Linked DNA regions of Homo sapiens: region 1 is linked to region 2. Evidence: read pairs that join two places in POLR2A ChIA-PET (ENCODE). Cell type or tissue: OCI-LY7. All regions are shown on one strand.

Region 1 (5,000 bases), 68 kb after region 2:
GTGAGTAGAAAAAAAAATGGGGTACATCCATACAATGTAGTACCTACCATTCAATGGTAAGAGGGAGTAACTACTGATCCATGCTGCAAACATGGATGAGCCTAGAACATATGCAGAGTAAAATGAGAAAAAAAAGAACCCAGATTGTATGACTGCATTTTTATAAAATGTCCAGAAGAGGCAAATCTATGGAGATGGAAAGCATATTAGTGATTGCCTGGTGTTGGAGATGGGAATGGGGATTGGCTAAAAGTGGGCATGAGGGGCTCTTGGGGATGTGGAAGTGTTCTAAAATGGGACTGTCATGATGATTGCACAACTCAGTAAACCTACTAAAAACGATTGAAGTGTGCACTTTGGGTAAATTATACAGTATGTAAATCATACCTCAATAAAGCTTGTTTATAAAAGGAACAAAAAGATAATTAGGAAAGCCTATGTTGGGAAGTTACGAAACATACATAGTTATACATAATGCATAAAAATAAAAAATTGAGCGGTGGCAAGCAGACAACTACATGTACTGGGTTTCCTGGTGGCCCAGAGTTGTGGCTTACAGAAGAGATGAACTATGGTCTGAGGATAATATGAATTGGAAAGACTTCTAGGAGAATGAGAGCCTCCTCGATGTCCCCCCAGAGATGGCTACCGTATTAGCTGTTCTCTCACTGCTATGAAGAAATACCTGAGACTGGGTAATTTACAAGGAAAAGATGTTTAATTGGCTCACAGTTCTGCAGGCTGTACAGGGAGCATGGCAGCATCTGCTTCTGGGGAGGCCTCAGGATCCACCTGCCTCGGCCTCCCAAAGTGCTGGGATTACAGGTGTGAGCCACCGTGCCGGGCCTATTTTTTCTTTTGTTACTAGAGGTGGGCTCTCTAAAATATCTTAGTTGCAATTTTTTTCCCACATGTAGACCCTCCTAATCCATGTTCATCTTTTTTTCTTTCTAAAATTATTAGTGACGGCGAATCTGTACAGGTCTGTAGCAACCTCAATTCTTGCGTCCTCAGAGGAAAGAATTTGACCGAGGGGCACGAGGCAGAGGGAGAGACTGAGGCAAGTTTTAGAGCAGGAGTGAAGGTTTATTAAAAAGCTTTAGGGCAGGAATGAAAGGAAGTAAAGTACACTTGGGAAAGAGCCACCTGGGCAACTTGAGTGATCAAGTGTGCCATTTCACCTTTGACTTGGGGTTGTACATGTTGGCATGCCTTGCGTCCCTTCTCCCCTGATTCTTCCCTTGGGCTGTCCGTGTGCACAGTGACCTGCCAGCCCTTGGGAGGGGAGTGTGCACAGTGTGTTCACTGGAGTTGTATGCATGCTCACTTGAGGCATTCTTCCCTTACCAGCCGAATGTCCCTGGAAAGTCATGTATCAGTTAAACTCACCATTTTGCCTCTTAGTGAGCATGCTTGAGCCCAGTTGCCCAACTCCTGAGATTAAGCAGCTGACCACCTGTTTCAGGTGTTTCTATCTACTGGGAGACGGCCTTTCCCTGGCACCAGCTGCAACCAATTATTATTTTAAACAGACAGTTAACAACCACCTGACCATCACCTGATGGTTGCCTGACATTTGTGGTGAGGTATAGGGAGCCCTCTCCTGCCCTGCTCATGCTTGACTAGCTACCTACTGTACCAAAATGATGGGCCAATTAACTTTTCAAGCTTTGAGAATGCAGCCTTGGAGAGCAGCTTTCTGTACTTATGTTCTGTAGTCTTCCACAGTATGTAATCATTTGCTTGTTACAGGAGTGTAATTTACAGGTTAGAGATCATTCCACTTAAACATTTGTAGTCTTTGCATCTCATAGTGTTACGGGATCTTTGGGGTGTCACTTTTCTGGCCAGAAACTTCTGTGGGCAGTGGTGCCTTTGCCCGAGTTCTTGTCCTGCATCCAGGAAGAATAAGGTACTCAGACAATGAAGGGCGAGCAAGACGAAGAGAAGCTTTGTTGAGTGTTAGGACAGTTCAGAGGAGACCCTCAGCGGGCAGCTCCTCTCTGTAGGCAGGTTGTCTCATCCAGCGTTCAGCTCTCAGCAGACAGGAGGCCCTGGAGAGGGTGGCTGCTCTCTGAAGGCAGGTCCCGGTTGGCTTCCCAGCTTTCAGCAGGAGCTTTCAGCTCCTCTCTGCAGCTGATCATCCAGTCGCCAGTCATCTCTCTGTCCTCTCCATCCTCTGCCCTTCTCTGGCTGATCCCAGGGCTTTTATGGACCTCAGAGGGGAGGAAGTACATGCCAAATGGTCTATGGGCGGCCATGGGCAGACTGGAAGAGGCACCACAAGTCCCCACTCTGGTCTGCAGGACTGTCAGCCAGGCTTCCAGGCTTCAGGCCCTCCCTGTTAGAATTCACAGCAGTGATTCTCAAGACTTGCATGCTTTTTCTTAGACTTTGTAACTTTTAATAAGTTAAAGGGTACTATCCCAATAAGCTGAATACTCTAGCATCTTAGAGAATATTTGCTTTGAGAAAAATTCTCATTCAATGGTAAAATAGAGCACTTAAATCTCTGAAAGTCACCTCGGAATAAAATTTTTCTTTCCAAGTAAATGAACTCAATGTCTGCTATTAAAATAATCCTAATAATTCCTGACTCTCACCAATGTGTGAGTCTTAAACAATATTATTTACAAGACTAATGAAAGGGGGCAACTTGAGGGATATTTTAAAGTTGAGATTTCTCAAAAATTGCTCGGAAACAAGAGCTAGACTCAGTCTCAAAAAAAAAAAATAAAAAAAGGAAAAGGAAGAAAGGAAGCGAGGAGGCCAAAGCACTCCCTTCACAAGTGAGCCATCCAAATCATGGGTTAGTTAAGAATCTACCTGGGATGGTTAGGATATTGCACTCATTTCCTGGTCCCTTCCAGCAGCCCACTGACATTGAGCCAAAATACGCAATTTTGTGGCATTAGTTAACTAGTGAGAAAACCTTAAAAATCCTGTTTCTTATTACTACCCAATTTCTTTATCCTCCCATTTTCTTTCCATTTCTACTCTCTTCTCACTGGAATTCTGGCATTATTTTTAGTGGCCTCTACTGATAATATCAAAAAGAGCTTCCCCAGGTATATATAAATTATATTAAAAGTGAAAATATGCCACGTTGAGTAGTTGGGTTAAAAAGAAAAAAAAAAAGTGTAAATAGGCCAGGCAGAGTGGCTCACACCTGTAATCCCAGCACTGTGGGAAGCCAAGGCATGAGGATTGCTTGGGGCCAGGAGTTGGAGACCAGCCTGGGCAACATAGTGAGATTCAGCCTCTACCAAAAAAAAAAAAAAATTAGCTGGGCATGGTGGCATGTGCCTGTAGTCCTAGCTACTCTGAAGGCTGAGATGGGAGGATCGCTTCAGCCCAGGAATTTGATGTTGCAATGAGCTATGATCGTGCCACTGCACTTCAGCCTAGGCAGCAGAAGCAAGATCTCATCTCGAAAAAAAAAAGTGAAAATAGCAGTATGCATAATTTTAATTGGATCCTATAATGATGCTCAAAATATCTGCTATGTCATTCCACAAATTTAAAACATAATTGAGGATAATTAGTTTTTAACATTTCCTAAATGAGACCATCTTTAATTGTTCTATTTGCCATTTAGATGTTATACTTATCTAATTTTTTAAAAACATAAGTCAAACTAAACCCTACATATCAACTCTGGTATTCTTTTTTTTTTTTTTTTTTTTTTTAAGATGGAATCTCGCTATGTTGCCCAGGCTGGAGTGCAATGGCGTGATTTCGGCTCACTGCAAACTCTGCCTCTTGGGTTCAAGCAATTCTCTGCCTCAGCTTCCTGAGTAGCTGGGATTATTTGTTACCCATTTTAGCTATCTAAGAAAGTACTAATCTTATTTTTCCTCTTTCCCGCCTCAATGTTGTCCTCTTCCTTAAATATTCTAGTCCCAGGATTCCATTCCTTTAGTCAAGATGTCACAAGTTTAAAAATAAAATCCGAGAAACTACCAAAGGCAAAGAACTTGTTCACTTTGTTGAAATTCATTAAATTAGAGAAGTCTTACTAACAGATGCACTTAAATGTAGGTTCAGCAGATAATTTCTTCTTCTCCACTTCCCCCAAATTACATTCAACATTGAAAGCTGTTTATAGCTTGCTATCAGCTTTGTTCTGGTAGGCTAGTCAGTATTGAAATCTGTTTGAGATTTTTTTTAAAGCCTTTTAAAGTCTAATTTTAGGAGGGATGAATTCAGACGCATGCCAGAGTGTGTATTTTACGGAATGTTCTTGATTAAGGAGATTTGTTTGTTAATTTTTCATTGTTTTTTAGTATGCCCAATTGATGAAATAAAATTTTCATTGTCTTACCATAAAGCTTTGATGATTAAGTAGAGGAATGCAGATATTGTAAAGCTTTTTGTGAGTTTTAAAAGTGCAATATAAAGCAACCACGTTTAAATAAAAATAATGATAACAATAAGAAGAAGAAATCATGGCCAAGTTGTGTTTATTTCTGTTATACAAGATTGTTACAATGTTTCACAGTTATTTAATATAATTCACCACATTAATAAATTAAAAGAGAAAAATAATTTGACAAAAATTTAACATCTGGCAGGGCACGGTAGCTCATGCCTATAATCCCAGCACGTGAGGAGGCTGAGGTGGGTGGATCACTTGAGGCCAGGAGTGTGAGAGCAGCCTGGGCAACATAGTGAAACTCGTCTCTACAAAAATTAGCCAGGTGTGGTGGCGCATGCCTGTAGTCCCAGCTACTTGGGAGGGTGAGGTGGGAGGATAGTTGAGCTCAGGAGGTGGAGATTGCTGTGAGCTATGATCATGCCATTGTACTCCAGCCTGGGTGACAGAGCGAGACCCTGTCTCAAAAAATAAAAATAAATAAAATAAAATTCAACATCAAAAAACCAAAAAGCAAAACCCCTTTTTAACAAACTAGGAATAAAAGAGAACGTTCTTAATCTGATAAAGGGCATGGGCAAAAACCCCCTATAGCAATGGCAATACTAATGGTAAAATGTTGAAA
Region 2 (5,000 bases):
TGAAACTCCATCTCAAAAAAAAAAAAAAAAAACAAAAGAAAAAAACAGGGTTTGGCTGGTCTCAAACTCCTGTGCTGAAGCCGTCGTCCTACCTCAGCCTCCCAAAGTGCTAGAATTACAGGTGTGAGCCACTGTGCCCAGCCTATCTGTCTGTCTGTCTGTCTGTCTGTCTGTCTATCTATCTATATATATATATATATTTTTTTTTTTTTTTTTTTTTGAGACAGGGTCTTGCCCTGTCACCCAGGCTGGAGTTTAGTGGTGTGATCTTGGCTGATTGCAACCTCCGCCTCCCAGGCTCAAGCGATCCTCCCATCTCAGGCTCCCGAAAAGCTGGGACCATAGGCATATGCCACCATGCCTGGCTAATTTTTTGTATTTTTAGTAGAGATGTGGTTTCACCATGTTGCCCCTGAACTCCTGAGCTCAAGCGATCCACCTGCCTCGGCCTCCCAAAGTGCTGGGATTATGGGCATAAGCCACCGTGCCTGGCCCCTATTTATATCTTATACTGTCTATGTTTTGAAAAGTTATTATTTTTGATAGGTTCATCTTTTAGTCTTGCTACTCAATATATGAGTAGTTTACACACAATTAGTGTTAAAATCTTTTGCATTTGTCTGTGTAGTTACCATTCCCAATGAGTTTTGTGCCGTCAGACGATTTCTCATTGCTTAACATCCTTTTCTTTCAGACTGAAAAACACTCTTTAGCATTTCTTGAAGGAAAGGTCTGGTGTGTTGACAAAATCCCTCAGCTTTTGTTTGTCTAGGAAATCTTTATTTTTCCTTCATGTTTAAAGGACATTTTTGCTGGATATACTATTCTAGGATAAATGTTTTTTTTCTTCAGTACTTTAAATGTCATGCCACTCTCCTGGCCTGTAAGCTTTCCACAGAGAAGCCTGCTGCCAGACCCATTGGAGCTTCTTTGTGTGTTATTTGTTTCTTTTTTCTTGCTGCTTTTAGGATCCTTTCTTTATCTTTGATCTTTGGGAGTCTGATTATTAAATGACATGAGGTAGTCTTATTTGGGTTAAATCTGCTTGGTATTCTATAACTTTCTTGTACTTGAATATTTATATATTTCTCTAGGTTTGGAAAGTTCCGTTATTCTTCCTTTGAATAAACTTTCTATCCTAATTTCTCTCTACCTTCTCTTTAAGGCCAATAACTCTTAGATTTGCCCATTTGTGGCCATTGTCTAGATATTGTAGGCATACTTCATCCTTTTTTGTTATTTTTTCTTTCAATTCTTCTGTGTATTTTCAAACAGCCTGCCTTCAAGCTCACTAATTCTTTCTTCTGCTTGATCAGTTCTCATGTTTAGAGACCCTGGTGCATTCTTTGGTGTATCAGTTGAATTTATCAGCTCCAGAATTTCTATTTAATTTTTAAAATTATTTCCATCTCTTTGTCAAATTTATCTGGCAGGATTCTGAGTTCCTTTTTCCATCTCTTTGTTAAGTTTATCTGGCAGGATTCTGAGTTCCTTCTCTGTGCTATCTTGAATTTCACTGAGCTTTCTCAGTGACAGTGAATTCTCTGAAAGGTCACATATCTCTGTCACTCTGGGATTGGTCACTGGTGCCTTATTTAGTTCATTTGATTAGGTCATGTTTTCTTGGATGGTATTGATGTTTGTGACTGTTGGTCAATGCAGAGCATTGAATAATTAGGTATTTATCATAATTTTCACAGTTTGGGCTTATTTGTACTCATCCTTCTTCAGAAGGCTTTTCCAAGTACTCAAAGGGAAATGAGTGTTGTGATGTAAATATTTGGTCACTGCAGCTGTAACTGCATTAGGGGGCACCCCAAACCCAGCGATGCTGTGACTCTTGTAGACTCAGAGGTACTGCCTTGATGGTCTTGGGTAAGATCCGAGAGAATTCCCTGGATTACCAGGCAGAGTCTCTTGTTATCTTCCCTTACTTTCTCCCAAATAAATGGAGTCTCTCTCTCCATGCTGAGCTGCCTGGAGTTGGGAGAGGAGTGACACAAGCACCCCTGTGGCCACCACTGCTGGAACTGTGCTGTGTCAAACCTGAAGCCAGCACAGTAGTGGGTCTTGCCCAAGGCCCATGGTGACTATTGCCTGGTTATTGCTGATGTTTATTCAAAGCCCAAAGGCTCTTTAGTCAGCAGGTGGTGAATCCAGCCAGGCTTGTGTCTTACCCTTTGGGGTGGCAGGTTCCCTTCTGGCCCAGGGTGGGTTTAGAAATGCTGTCCAGGAGCTAGGGCATGGAGTCCGGGCTTTAGAAACCTACTTGGTGCTTTATTTTACTGTGGCTGAGCTGGTACCCAAGTTGCAAGACCAACTCCTTTTTAACTCTTTCCTCTCTTTTCCTTAAGCAGAAGGAGTCTCTCCCTGTGGCAACCATTACTGGGAAGGCACTGGGTCACACCTGAAGGCAGCACAGTACTGGGCCTCACCCAGTACTGTGGCTATTACAAATGTTTATTCAAGGCCCAACAGCTCTTTAGTCAGCAGGTGATGAATCCTGCCAGGACTGGGTCCTTTCCTTCAAAGCAGCGGGTTCCCTTCTGGCCCATGGTAGCTCTAGAAATATCTGGGAGATAGAGCCTGGCAAGGGGGCTTCGGGACTCTGCGTGGTGTTTTATTCTACTGTGGCTGGGATGGTATCCAAGCTGTAAGACAAAGTCCTCTTTACTTTCCCCTCTCCTTTCCTCTAAGGGAAAGGAGTCTCTCCTGGAGCCGTGAGCTGTGCTGCCTGGGGTTGGGGGACTGGTGACATAAACACTCCTTTGGCTCCCCAACTGGTATCTCACTAGGCTGTGTGCACCCCAAGTCCACGGGCTCTGAGCTCAGCACAGCACCAGGACTTGCCCAGGAATTGCAGTCTTTGTGGCCTAGACTGCCTTTCGAATTTATTTAGGACCCTGAAGCACTTTAGCCAGTGGTGGTGGGGCTCGCCAGAACCTGACCACTGGGATGGATGATTCCCCTCTGGCTAGGGTTTCTCTAAGTGCTTCCTCTGTGGGCACTAGCTGAATTCTGCCCTGAGTTGCTTTCCACTGTGACAGGGCAAAACTCAGTTCCAATGCAAAGTCCCATAAGCACACAGATTCTCTCTCTATGCCAGGCAGCCAGGTGCTGCCAGAGGATGAGGGAGGGGTGGTGGTAGCAATTCAAGACTGTCTTTCCTACCCTCTTCATTGCCTTGTTCCTTTTTTTTTCTTCTTTTATGAGATAGAGTCTCACTCTGTCACCCAGGCTAGAGTGCAATGGCATGATCTCAGCTCACTACAACCTCCACCTCCCGGGTTCAAACAATTCTCCTGCCTTAGCCTCCGGAGTAGCTGGGACTACAGGTGTGCACTGCCATACTCGGCTGATTTTTGTATTTTTAGTAGAGACAGGGTTTCACTATGTTGGCCAGCTAGGTCTCAAACTCCTGACCTCAGGTGGTCTGCCCGCCTCAGCCTCCCAAAGCACTGGGATTACAGGTGTGAGCCACCGCACCCAGCCATTGCCTTATATCTTGATGTGACGTTACAACCAGCTACTGTGATTGCTACCTGAGTTTTGGTTCTCATGAAGGTGCTTTCTTGTGTGGATAGTTGTTCAGTTTGGTGTTCCTGCCAGGGAAGAGGAGGAGGAGGATCACTGGAGGGTTCTATTTGGCTATCTTGCCCCACCTCCTAGAAGAGTCTTGAATGTGCTGTTCCTTTTACCGTTAATCTCCACAGCTCCTGCATGGTCTCAGATGTAGCCTGGACAGGAGGCCAGGTAAAATAAAGTTCAATAAACGTTATGAGAGAAGGATAAGCCAGGTGGGCTCCCAAAAAAGAGCCAGCTGAAGGGGAATGTCCAGTCGCAAGGACCACAGTGAGAAGGATGTGGACACAGGGCAAACTCTGGAGAAGGGCCTAGAAACCAGGTCTCTTGGGTGAAACAGGAAAGGGCAGTTTGAAGAAAGGCATCATCCCCAAATCTGATAAACCAATACATTCTACTTTTTAAAGCGTATTGGTTTATCTTTATTTGGCAGTCTTGGAACTCTTCCTTTTGTAGCTTTTCCCCTGGGCAGAGGGAGCTGACGTGATCTGAGAAGTTCCAGGGCAGGCAGAGTAGTGAAGAGCCTGGAAAGAACTGAGGGTCAGGAACTGTCCTGTTCGCTTAAAGCAGGCACAAAATTGGCGTTCAGTAACTGTCTGTGGCACCACCGAATCCTGGAGTCAGGCTTCCGCTGGCCTGAGCACAGGTTGCTCGCGGACCTGGCTGACCTCCACTGGCCCCAGATCCCCAGATGCGAAAAGCCCAGTGGGCCAGGCGAGCAGCGGCGCGCAGAAGTCCCTGCCCCGCGGCCCGGCCCCGGCCCCGCCCTACTGAGGGTGCGCAGACGGCACCCGCCTTTTACGACGCGCCGGAAAGCAACGGCAAGGGCCGCAGCCAGCACCGGGCGGAGAGGGCTACCATGGGGGTGAGGGGAGGCCGCCCGCCGCGGGGACACGGAGGGGAGGTGGCGAGGGTCTGGGAGGCAACAGCTCGCGCCAGGAGGAGATGAAGCGAGTGGGTGCGCGCTGAAGGAGCAGGAGGCAGAAGGAGTGTCTCCCTGTGGCACCCACGGCTGGGAATGCGGGAGGGTCGGGCAGGCGTGGGGCTGCGCAGGCACGGCTGACGCAGTCGCTCTGGCCCTCCCCCTCAGAAAATCGCGCTGCAACTCAAAGCCACGCTGGAGAACATCACCAACCTCCGGCCCGTGGGCGAGGACTTCCGGTGGTACCTGAAGGTGCGGCCGGGGCGGGGCCCGGGGAGAGGAGGCCCGTCCTGATCTCAGTGCTGAACCGGAGCCTTCTCTCCGGCAGTATGAGAAAATATTTAACCAGGCACATTAAGTGTTCGGGGTTTTCCTAGTTAGAATTTTACGTTTGCTTTCTATTAAAGTGTATTGGTTTATCTCTAATTGGCAGTCTTGGAAAGCTTCATTTTGTAGTTCTTCCCTGTGTTAAATATTTCGTGGTCTGTAAATGGAC

What was found. ChIA-PET counts read pairs that join two places held together with the same protein. Peaks named below come from ENCODE experiments on the same cell type or tissue, not always from the same donor. Only the 100,000 strongest peaks of a DNase experiment are listed, where the experiment ranks them.
Region 1: POLR2A ChIA-PET joins it to region 2 with 7 read pairs; 2 of 35 experiments call an interaction of 5 or more read pairs at or near these places.

What each region holds. Positions count from the first base shown.
Region 1 is chr1:53,152,312-53,157,311 of GRCh38, reverse strand. No RefSeq gene overlaps it. Among named protein-coding and RNA genes, the nearest start is that of SLC1A7, 12 kb to the right of the region's middle. In OCI-LY7, no CTCF peak of the experiment used is centred here; no DNase peak of the experiment used is centred here.
Region 2 is chr1:53,220,017-53,225,016 of GRCh38, reverse strand. It overlaps CZIB (CXXC motif containing zinc binding protein), which reads left to right and starts at 4,383. Exons shown (of 8, transcript NM_017887.3): 1 at 4,383-4,447; 2 at 4,673-4,756. The coding sequence starts at 4,442. CZIB-DT (CZIB divergent transcript) reads right to left here and starts at 4,657. Exons shown (of 1, transcript NR_185918.1): 1 at 759-4,657. RefSeq lists silencers at 4,052-4,111, 4,242-4,611 and an enhancer at 4,481-4,982. In OCI-LY7, no CTCF peak of the experiment used is centred here; DNase peaks (open chromatin) are centred at 4,386 and 4,716; H3K4me3 peaks cover 1,451 bases; H3K27ac peaks cover 1,076 bases.